Regions from separate parts of the Mus musculus genome. Here region 2 is linked to region 1. Evidence: chromatin loops called from intact Hi-C (ENCODE). Cell type or tissue: heart. All regions are shown on one strand. Links, peaks and the distances in the headings refer to the core of each region. The heading gives the core; the rest is flanking DNA. Region 1 has its middle 69 kb from the start of Gm14064. Region 2 has its middle 130 kb from the start of Gm14055.

Region 1 (5,388 bases), core at 154-5,153:
ACATTCTCATATACGGTCAGTCAGTCATTTATATCTCTTCTCTTTCTATTTATTTATTTATTTATTTATTGATTGATTTATTTGGAAAGTGGAGGTGAGTGTGACCTTCACAAGATACTTTACAACAGTCTATTCTCTCCTACAATGTAATTCCCAGGAACAGAACTCAGGTCAACTGGTTTGGGGAATGCCTGTTTGCTTTGAATCTTCAGATGTGTGTATTGCATTTGGAATACCCAGAGAGTTAAACAAATTATTATGTGGTCATGGGGAGGGGCATTCAAGAGAGAGAGGAAAAGCTATTACATTATACAAAAATTAGAGGGGAATACTGGAGCAGGAAATAATAAATCAGGGTGGGAGATGGGGGGCGGTAGGAGGGAGGAGGAAATATGGGATGCCCAATTAACACCAAAGGCCTTTTGAAAAAGCCATTTGGAGACCCACGACTATAGAAGCTTCCTAAAATTTATACTAGTGAATACATAAAAAGAGTTTTAATGAAGTTTCTCTACAACAGAAGGACACCACATGCTAGCAAATAGAAACATAAGCACCAGGAATTGTTTACATCTTTGTGAGATTTGGGCCAATGGAATTTTAAAAATCCTTCACCCCAACATTACAAGCTATTTGCCAGTGTTCTTGGTTACCTCCAGTACTCAAAGGTTAAAAAAAAAAAAAAAAAACCTATTGGTGAAGTCACCAAAAACTGGACTTGCATATAAATAAATAGATAGATAGATAGATAGATAGATAGATAGATAGATAGATAGATAGATAGATAAAATCAAGCTGGTACTCACTTGTAAACTTCACCGCTATTGGCTATTATAAATGCTAAAAGGTGGTATCTGCACTACCAGAGGAGAACCAGCTGCAAGCTGCAACAAAGACTGCCCCGGAAAGATACGCCAATTGGTGCAATAGTGGCACAAATATTTTTAAAGTAACCAATCACTTTCCTTTTTTTTCTTTTTTGAAGATTTATTTATTTATTATATGTAAGTACACTGTAGCTGTCTTCAGACACCCCAGAAGAGGGCATCAGATATCATTATGGATGGTTGTGAGCCACCATGTGGTTGCTGGGATTTGAACTCGGGACCGTTGGAAGAGCAGTCAGTGCTCTTAACTGCTGAGCCATCTCTCCAACCTAACCAATCACTTTCTTATTGGCTCTTAGGTACTCTCCCTGAGATGAAATCTTTTTCTGTGACTGTTAAAAGGCACTGTCAACATGTGCCTAGATATGTTATAAGCCCTAAAGGAGAACCTACTACTGGTTTTCTGCTAAATGGCCATATTATAAAATGACTCATAATGATCTCTACTCATAAAACGGTACCACTACCCACCCTCATCAGCAAAGATAAAAGCCCCTAACTTTATAACAGGTTGACAGTAAGAGATGGTGGAATGCTCAGCCATAGATCGGATGGAATTGCACAGGCTGTGGTGAGGCACAAGCTCAACGTGGAAGGAGAGACATGAAAACAAAATCCTAGAGGAAACTATTGGCATTTGATAGCTTTGAGAAGAAGGAGAGCCAGCTTTGACATCACATGATGGCATGTCTTGTCTTGACCCATGGTAGGTTGACTACACTGCAGAGGAACCCTCACATAAAGAAAGGAAGAAAATGAAAAAAAGAAAAACTCAAAGTTTGGTGGATGGGAAATCGCAGGTAAAGAGAATAATTATGGAAGGAGTTGGGGTAATTATATTATATGATCAGACGCTACTGTATGGAATTCACAGAAAGAAATACAAATATTATTTTCCAAGGGAATCTCTAAATTAGCAACTTTCCAATATGTTTTATGCAGGAGAAACTTTTGTTTAATGTAGAAGAAATGTATTTTTTAAAGGATCTGCAATCATAAATAAAACCCCAAGGCATTCCTTAACAAACTCTTAGTTCCCACTCTATCCTGAAACTCTTTGCACCCCATAACATATCTCTGATAGCCCAAGCTCTGCAGACTACAGATCAAATATCTAACCAGTAGAAATTCTTCTTCACAGGTTATTTCCCAATCCAAGCACCAATAAGGTGACAATTCTGGATTTTCATATTACTCAGCATGAACCAAGGCAAGACTTTAAGATCTTCTAGAGAGAAAGTTTTGAATTTACTCATCTAGCACACTAAACTTTCTTCAAATCCTGAAGTCAGTTAAAATGGAAATGCTTTATCATGACTGTCTCCAATTAATAAAAAGAACAGGTTTCAATAAAGAATAAAGTTAATAAGGGATGTAAAGCTTCGTCTTGGTGGGATAATTTGCACGTGTGTCTTACCCAAGCTTTTGAATGTGAACTTGAGAATGAGACGTTCTGATTTCTCACAGCTCTTCAACAGCTCCTGAGAACCACAGATTTTATGTCATTAGTTGCTGCTTTGAGAATAGACAAGGGGAGAGGAGTCTCTGTTGATTCCTGTTGCATTCTGCAGGCAGGCTTGTTTGTTCACTCTTTCTAATGTGTTGTTCTTGACCCTCTATGAACAAGGTGTGGAACCTGGTTTATCTGTCTGCAGTAGAAAGTATTATGAAATAAGGACAGCAGGGTCATTTCTGAACAAACTCTTGGAACATTTGAGCTGGCTTTATTTTCCTTTGTCACTAGATGTCACTGCATACACAAGTGTGCTCCCATGGCTAAAGCCATCAGAGCCAGAGAGCTGGGCTACAAGCTTCTGGAAGCCTTCACTGTCGTCCTACTTGGAAGATATCAGTACCTTGGATCTCTTTGAGGCATTCTCAAAATCTAGTTTAATTAGTCTAATCTCTCCTAATACTTTGTCGTCTTCCATATTGTGTGAGATCCAATATAAATGTGTACAAGCCTTTTGCCTTTCAGTGGGATCTTTGGCAGGACTTAAATGTGGTAAATTAATCTTACTCTCCATTTCTTTCTTTTAGAACTCTGGACAGGATATAAATTGGCTATTTATCTCCTACTCCTAATCCAGGCCTGTATCCTATTAAAAAAAAAAAACAAAAACAAAAAACAAAACAAAAAAACCCAGCAATGATATGTCTTCAAGCAGAGTAAACATTAAGTCAATACTTATAACTGACTTCAAATATGTTTGCTAGCAAGTGTCCGTATACATCTGCTCCAAGCTAAAAGAGTTTGCTTTAAAATGAATAGTCCTATTATCCAGTCTCTTTCCACATTTCAGGCTTCTACTTGTGTTTCCTGAGTACACAGGTGTCCTTGGTTAAACCGATAGGCCTCTCCCATCATTTTCCCTAGCAAGTTTTGCTGTCTTTTCAACAAGCACTTAAGGGATTCCTTCAAGTGAATATTTCAGGGCTCTATGGAAAGAGTAATTCAAATCTCCCCAAGAAAATTGGTGAAAACCCTGGCTTCTCAAAGATCTCCTACCTCAGGTGGAATGTTACCTCCCTGAGTTGATCTGCCCTTACCTCCTGGGGGTGGGGATTGTAACTTTGGCAATTAACATTTGAAAACTGCCACCTTCTTGAAGGGGCACCTGGAAATTGAATCTCTGACTGTGTATTGAGATCTGCTCACAGTCCCCAGAATAATCATCGTAAGGTGTTAAAGACCCAAGTTATGAGTCTTCTGTGTAATTGTGGAAAACCTAGACCTCAATTACTTCCTTCACAAAAAATGAAAAAAGAAAATTATGCCCCTTATCACACCATGTATTAAGAGAATCAATCAAGGTATAAATTGTGCCAGAGTTGGGGCAGGATAGTTATAGAAAAACATATCTTCTTTCCTGTAATTATTTTATTGCAAGGTGTGCACTTAGATTAAAGCATGGATAGATTCGTAACACTTTGAAAACTGATCATTTACTTCTTAAAGGCTCCTTTTTAATGTTTTACCTAATGATCAAACATGATTAGTGGATCATTGGCCAGATATTGTCCACGCAGCTAACAGGCAAATGGAGAGAAATTAAAACGAAGGAAGCTTGGCAGAATGTGGTAGCATGCTCTGGGCACTCAAATGAAGAAGACAGAGCTTTTTTATTGCCATGGAAACAGAGGGTCAGACTGGCAAGTCAACAAGGTAGTCTCAGAAGAGGCAAACTTGTTCTTTGCTGGCCTGCCCATCAGTTTTATTTCTAAGAACTACAGCCTGAGAGAAAACTGTGCAGATGTTGGTGAGTATGGCGTCATACTTTGATGCGGCTAAGGTAAGTAAACCAATGATCTAGGACGATTGCATTTTCGATGAAGTGCACATGATTTTAAAAATGGGGTAAAGAGAAAAAGAGCAGACAAAACTCCAACAATTTTAATTGAATCGTAAATGCAGTCGGGATTTGTCCCCTATCGACTCTTTATACACTTGTTTGCCTCTTTTTAAAAAAACGGTGCTGATGACGTCACATTCGGTAAATGGTGGCTTCAAGCCCTGGCCCACTCCTCTCCTCCTCAGTTTGGATTGCTGAGAGCGCCACAAGGCTGAGGCCATCCTCTAATTAAGGGCAGGATTAGCGCTCAATAGCCCATGTGTTGCTCTTGGTGGCTTTCAGCCCTTATGGTTTCTCGCTTCCTTATGGTCACTGTGGCCACCTAGAAATTCTTTTCAGGATTATAATAACCAGATCAGCTGCTGCAGCCTGGAGCCGGGCAGGACAAAGGGAGGCGGAGGGCACTCCCGCAGGGGACTGTCTGTTCACAGATCCCAGCGGGCATTTCGGGGTCACATCAAACAAAACCATCATGGAGCCCCATTGGATAGTGCTCCATTCCACAAGACCCGCTGCCTCCTACTTAAGGTCTGTGGGATATGCTCCAATAGGATGTACTTTTGCCAAAAGAAATACTAGCAAGATGGTGGGGGTGGGGTAGAAAATGACCAGGCCCAGCCTGAAGCAGACAGCTCTCCACTGAAATCGCAAAGTAGGTACAGGAGTTTCTTCTAGGATCTGTTTTTAATTCTGATTTGGGGAGAGGTCATTTTAATAACCACAAATGGGAAATGAGAGGGCATTTGTTTTATCCTGAAATGACAAGGGGCGGCTCCCTGATTCTGCTTTACTCCACAGACAGGTTTCTTCTGCCCCACGTGCCCAGAGACTGCATCTTGTGAACAGCTTTTTCCTAAGCAGCATCTGGTCCCTCTTGGGAGATTCCATAGACATTTTGTCTCTTTCAGATTTTCAATGGTGTCCTCTGTGGGCGGGAGGGGACCATCTGGCTAAGCGTCACCTGGCTGGCTGAGCCTGCCTAGCTACCCGCTGCTCACTGCTGAGCATTCCTCTACATCAAACAGCTATGGGACCCACCAGGGACCTGGCAGAGTAATAGACAATGGGCTACAGAGCTAGGAAGATGGTATCAATAATAATGCGTTTTATATAACAAACTGCCAATAATAATACTTTTATACAACAAA
Region 2 (5,388 bases), core at 297-5,296, 310 kb after region 1:
AAAGATGGCCTAGTCAGCCATCACTGGAAAGAGAGGCCCATTGGACTTGCAAACTTTATATGCCCCAGTACAGGGGAATGCCAGGGCCAAAAAAATGGGAATGGGTGGGTAGGGAAGTGGGGGGAAGGGTATGGGGGACTTTTGGGATAGCATTGGAAATGTAATTGAGGAAAATACGTAATAAAAAAATATTAAAAACAAACAAACAAATCTGTGCCCAAACTCAACTCCTAGTAATTATGGCAAACAAAGATGACTCAGACTTAAGCAGCTGCAACTGCTTATTTGGCCACAGTGATTTCCCTCTTGTGCTCAGAACTGTGCCATTTTAATTGTTCTAAAAGCATTCTCCTCTTTTACTTTTTGGGGTGTGTGTGTGGTATGTATGTAGTATAATAATTTTTGTGTGTTTGTGTGTATATACCCCTGTGCAAGCATGTGATGACCCCACCTCAACTGCTCTATGCTTTGTTCTATTGAGACTGGGTCTGTCATTAAACCTGAGACTCACCATCAGAGCTGGGCTACCTGGCCAGCGTGCTTCTGGAATGTGCATTTCTCTCCTAACACTGAGGTTATAACAATACCCAACTTTTATATAGCTACTGGGAATTCCAACCCAGGTCCTTCCTCAGAATTGCACAGCAAGTACCTCTTACTGACTCTTCAAACCCCTTACATCATTCTTAACCCTATTTCTTGATCTGTTAAACTGGAAATCTAGAAAATGTTTTAAGTGCATATGTATTAACTATGTACATTTGCTTTGTCATTATTCCCTAAGTACCACAGCAAAATCAGTTACATCATATTAACAATTATAACTAATCAAAAGATAAGCTAAAGTATACAGGATTAAGTAGAGTATTTGCAAATGCCTTGAGCAAGTGTAGACTTTTGTATTCATGAGAAATCCTGAACCAATTTTTGCAGATTCTGAGAAATTGTTAAATATTGTTGAAATCAGTCCTTTGTCTACTCTTTGGTCTGTGATACTAGGTGGCTTGTCAATAGTGACCTGACAAGGAAAGCCAAGACAGAGAAAGAGACTTGGGTTCTCTTCTCATCCTTCTCTAATTGGTAGTTCAGGTAACAACTAGGACTTCTCCATGGATCTGGTGCCTGTCAGAGAGGCTATTAATGGCTCAGCTTTGGTTTGGTGGCCACAGATTCTAGTATCAGAGGTATCACTTGACCCTGGGTAGGTATCTAGACCTCATGATAATAACTGAGTCTTTACTCTGTTAATCTCCATTTTGTTTTACCAGCCATGATTTGGCAGCTCAGATCTTCCATCAACTGTGTATCCAATTTCCTATTTTAATTTCTTCTGGTTTCACATTAAGTCATCTTGCATTCTCTGGAACGACCTTTGACTGATGCCTAGAGAAACTTCAGTCATCTGGCTTTTGTATCAGCCTCACTGACTCTGGTAAACGAATGGTCCAGTGTGATCCTCTCCTTCACTTGACACTACATTGTCAAGTCATATATATTGACATACTTGACATATTCATAAAACATAGGCAAAGCGAACCACTGAGTTTTGGCTAATTTTCCAGTTATTCATTTTATGCCTCATGTCTCCAGAATCTGATATTTATTAATAAGTAAATAATTCCACTTGTACAGATACTGGATTTCTTATATCTGTCAATAAAAGTGCCAGCAGGAAAAAAAAAAAGAGTAAAGGAAATTCACACATGGACAAATGGGTGTTTAGAGCAATGAATATTTTTTGAGGAGTCCCAGTTTGCTGTATAGTATAACCTGTCTATTTCAGCAGTCAATGATGATCATCTAGCCCAGATTTTGCAGAAGGGAATAGATACTGAGGAGAGTAGAAAAGAAAGAAACTGTTTAAACACTTGACAGGCAGCTGCCCTTAATACAGGACACACTGCACACAAGGTAGTCTCCTGAATAACATCATGTGATTTAATTCTAACCACACCATGAGATGGACTTCACAAGTATTTTTAAAGTTTCAATTGAAATATTTTAACAAATAGGAGGATATGGCACAGGAAGTTGAAATTACTTGTCTAGAATTGTGGAGTTAGTGAGCTAAGGGGTAAGGATTCAGGATAAGATCACAGGGTCCCCAGGCTAAATCACCTCCAGGAAATGAGTCAAAGCAAAGAGAAATAAAGTAAGAGGCAATAAAAGGCTATCATGCTATTAATAATAGAACATAAAACAGCTCTTCTTTTTACTTCGTTTTCCAACGTTTCCTGGCTGCGTTTATAGCAGGTCCTGTGAGCTTGTCCCAGGAAAAACCAGTCACTCCATAATGGGGACAGTGCAGGAGTGTGAGTGGCTTTAATGGGGAGACAGGATAATTAGCAGCAGGGGAGGAATCTGTTCTGTTATCACAGTCTGTTGGTGATTTTTCAGGCCTGGTGACTTTGCAAGGCTGGAGACTTGCTTCCTCAGGAAAAGGGAGAGTGACGGAAACATTTCCTCTCTGGAGACAGAATTCAGCTAGACCCTGGTCATAGGGGAGGGACTTCACCCAGGCACACTCCAGCCAGGAGCTCTCTTAAGCATGCTTGCCTCATTTGTCTGGTAACATACTGGGGCCAGCAATGGAGAAAGACATGTATGGAACATTTATATTATATGAAAATATTAAGGACGATACCACAAAGACTGGTGCCTATAGTGGAAACAAAGAAAGTTATGCAAAAACAAAACAAAAAACAAAATAAAACATTATTTTGCTTCTAGTTTGTTTTCATCTCCTTAAAAACATTTATGTTATTATTATCATGTACAAGGGTATATACACACTAGAGTACAACTTTGTGGAGTAGTTTCTCTCCTCCCACCTTAACATCAGTTCCAGATATTGAACTCAGGTCTTTAGTCTTGATGGTGAGGAGTTTACCCACTATACAGTCTCACTGGCCTAGTTTCTTAAATAAAAATGCTATGGTTGTGTCAGGAAGGGATACATTTGCATAAACACTCCTGCCAAACTGACAGCAAATTCAACTCAACTGGCACAAAAGATGCAACAAATGTTATAAGCTCAACCCTGATGATGGATTTTAAGAACTCTTGCACTGAAGAACTGGAGTGTCTTCTGTTTATCTTGGGATTAGAGCATTTTTTGTACATTTCCTTCAAATCCATCATGATAACCTAAGGTGGCAAATACCATTCCTCAGCTATTATCTCCACATCCTTCTTTATCTCCATATACCTTCATAGTGCTTCAGCAAAACTACTGTAAATGGATGAATGTGGGTCCATGCTCACCTGAGTGCTTATGCTTGCACCCTGGGACAGGCACATAGAGTTTTCTCTGCTGAAGTCGTATGATCAGTAAAGAAGGAAAAGACTTCAAGAAACATATAAATAATTTTCCTAGGAAGAAAAATGAAGAGAAGACACTAGACAGCATAGCAGCAAATTCCCAGCAATGAGCAAAGTGTTTTTAAAGTATAGAGTTGCAATAGATAATTCTGTAGGTTCTCTCAAACAAGGTGGAAAGATAAACCAAACACTATTGATTGATCCCCCTTTTCTCCTTCCATTCTCCCATGGGATAGCCACTTATTTACTTGAACCACTAGGAAGACTTGATTCCTTTATTATGTATCAATGTTCTCTCTTGTTCCTTCCAACTGCAGGGGATGCTTCTGAACGTAGAGTAGCAGGCAATAAAATTCAAGATGTTGATGGACATTGTGGCCCAATACCAGTAAGATTACGAGAGAAGGATTGTCCTTGAGACTGCCCTAGGCTATTCAGTAAATTACAAGTCATCCTGGACTACATGGTATATGATCCTCTTTCACAAAACTCAGCATTTCAGGTTAGAATGTAGAAAGAAATGTTTTGATATCTTCCTGTTTAGTCCAGCTCAAATACTTTGTTCATCTCTTCCTCATTTCCTTCTGATATATAAATTCAATAATAATATTCAATGACACTATTTTTGTAAGTAACTGTCCTCCGAATTAACTTGAATTGCAACAAAAGGTTAAAAAGTCTAATTCGTGGAACAAAACAGTTGTTTTCCTGTGTAAACATTATAAAAATAGCTAAATCTTCTCAATGTTCTATAAACAATTATTCAAAATAGATATATGTATACAGCACATTTGAATGATCTATTCATTGAGTCAAAGAAAACAGCCAAAGAAATGGAACAAAGAAAGAACTCTTACTCCCTACTCATTTCTGCATTGTTCTGCTTTGTTCTTTCGCTCAGCATCATGTGTGCCCCCAAGTGCCAAGAAGCTGAGAGAAGTAGCATGTCTATTTGTTTTGGCCCCACCATAATTATTCTATGAGCTGCCTTTGCTTGCTGGGTTCAGAGAAGAACAATAAATACTAATGATGAAAAAGGCAGTTTGACGCTATGACTCAGTGGAAGTCGGAGGTCGTATGGCAGTTGACCCCCAATGGTACAGCTCCCATTTTCAGGTCAGTTACAGTGCTGGAGAGACACCAGGCTGGAAGGGAGGAGGCCCTACTTCTCTTAAACACAAGGATGTTGTAATGCTTCAATAGAGAAAAGCGCAGTTTCCCTATTTGTCTTCCCGTCCAGAGAGTGAAGTTGGCAGTGACAAAAAAAGAGGGGGTGGCAGTACCAGCAGGGCCATGACTTTCCACAGTCAGAAAGTGTAGCTGGGATTACTCATAAGGATTTATGTGTTGTCACAAGTCCACAACCTTAACAGCCTTCTGACTGACTGATGGTCAGTTGTATCAATAACAACATATTTAAAGTGACTCCTTTGTGATAAAAGAAAAATATATACTTCATGCTAAAATAAATGTGTTAATTTCTTAAGTTCCAATAATGAGGCAATCATAATTACAAGGTGGAGTTCCTATTTCTTCTGAATGAAGCTTCATAAGGAACAAGGAAGTTAAATATGGAGGTGAATTGGAATATACTAGCACTTGGACGGCTGAGGCAGGAAGATCTCATGTTTCAAGCCAGCCTGGGCTACACAACAAGAGCCTGTCTTAAAGAAAAATATAATAGCGTATAATAAAAGTAATTCTTTTCCCCGCAGTCACTTTGGGATCGCTATGGTACTTTGTCTGTTCTGTAATAGGTTAGATAATGGAGTTTCCTAAGTAGTAATGAGGGTTCTCATTGTCCGTTTGGATGTTTCAATAAGTTAAAGAAGTGGGCAATATATCTTTACTATGTGGATGGTAGGGTGGTTATTTAACATGAAGATGTTAATTCAAAAGGACTGATGTAGAGATGTATGGAATGGTACTGCTATTGTAAGTAAGCCTTTTAAATGATCTTTCTGAAAATTCCTTCATCCCCATCACACTGTAGGATTCAAAGAGTAATGGTATGATTTATAATTCATTCACATAAAAAATCATAGAGTGGATATGTTGAAAAGGAGA

What was found. Peaks named below come from ENCODE experiments on the same cell type or tissue, not always from the same donor. Only the 100,000 strongest peaks of a DNase experiment are listed, where the experiment ranks them.
Region 2: a loop joins it to region 1, with 2.3 times the contacts of the local background. A loop is called at or near these places in 2 of 42 quality-filtered maps.

Annotation. Positions count from the first base shown.
Region 1 is chr2:137,729,874-137,735,261 of GRCm38, reverse strand. No RefSeq gene overlaps it. Among named protein-coding and RNA genes, the nearest start is that of Gm14064, 69 kb to the right of the region's middle. In heart, for the core only: a CTCF peak has its summit at 2,628 (motif pointing right); no DNase peak of the experiment used is centred there.
Region 2 is chr2:137,416,902-137,422,289 of GRCm38, reverse strand. No RefSeq gene overlaps it. Among named protein-coding and RNA genes, the nearest start is that of Gm14055, 130 kb to the right of the region's middle. In heart, for the core only: no CTCF peak of the experiment used is centred there; a DNase peak (open chromatin) is centred at 2,429; H3K27ac peaks cover 858 bases.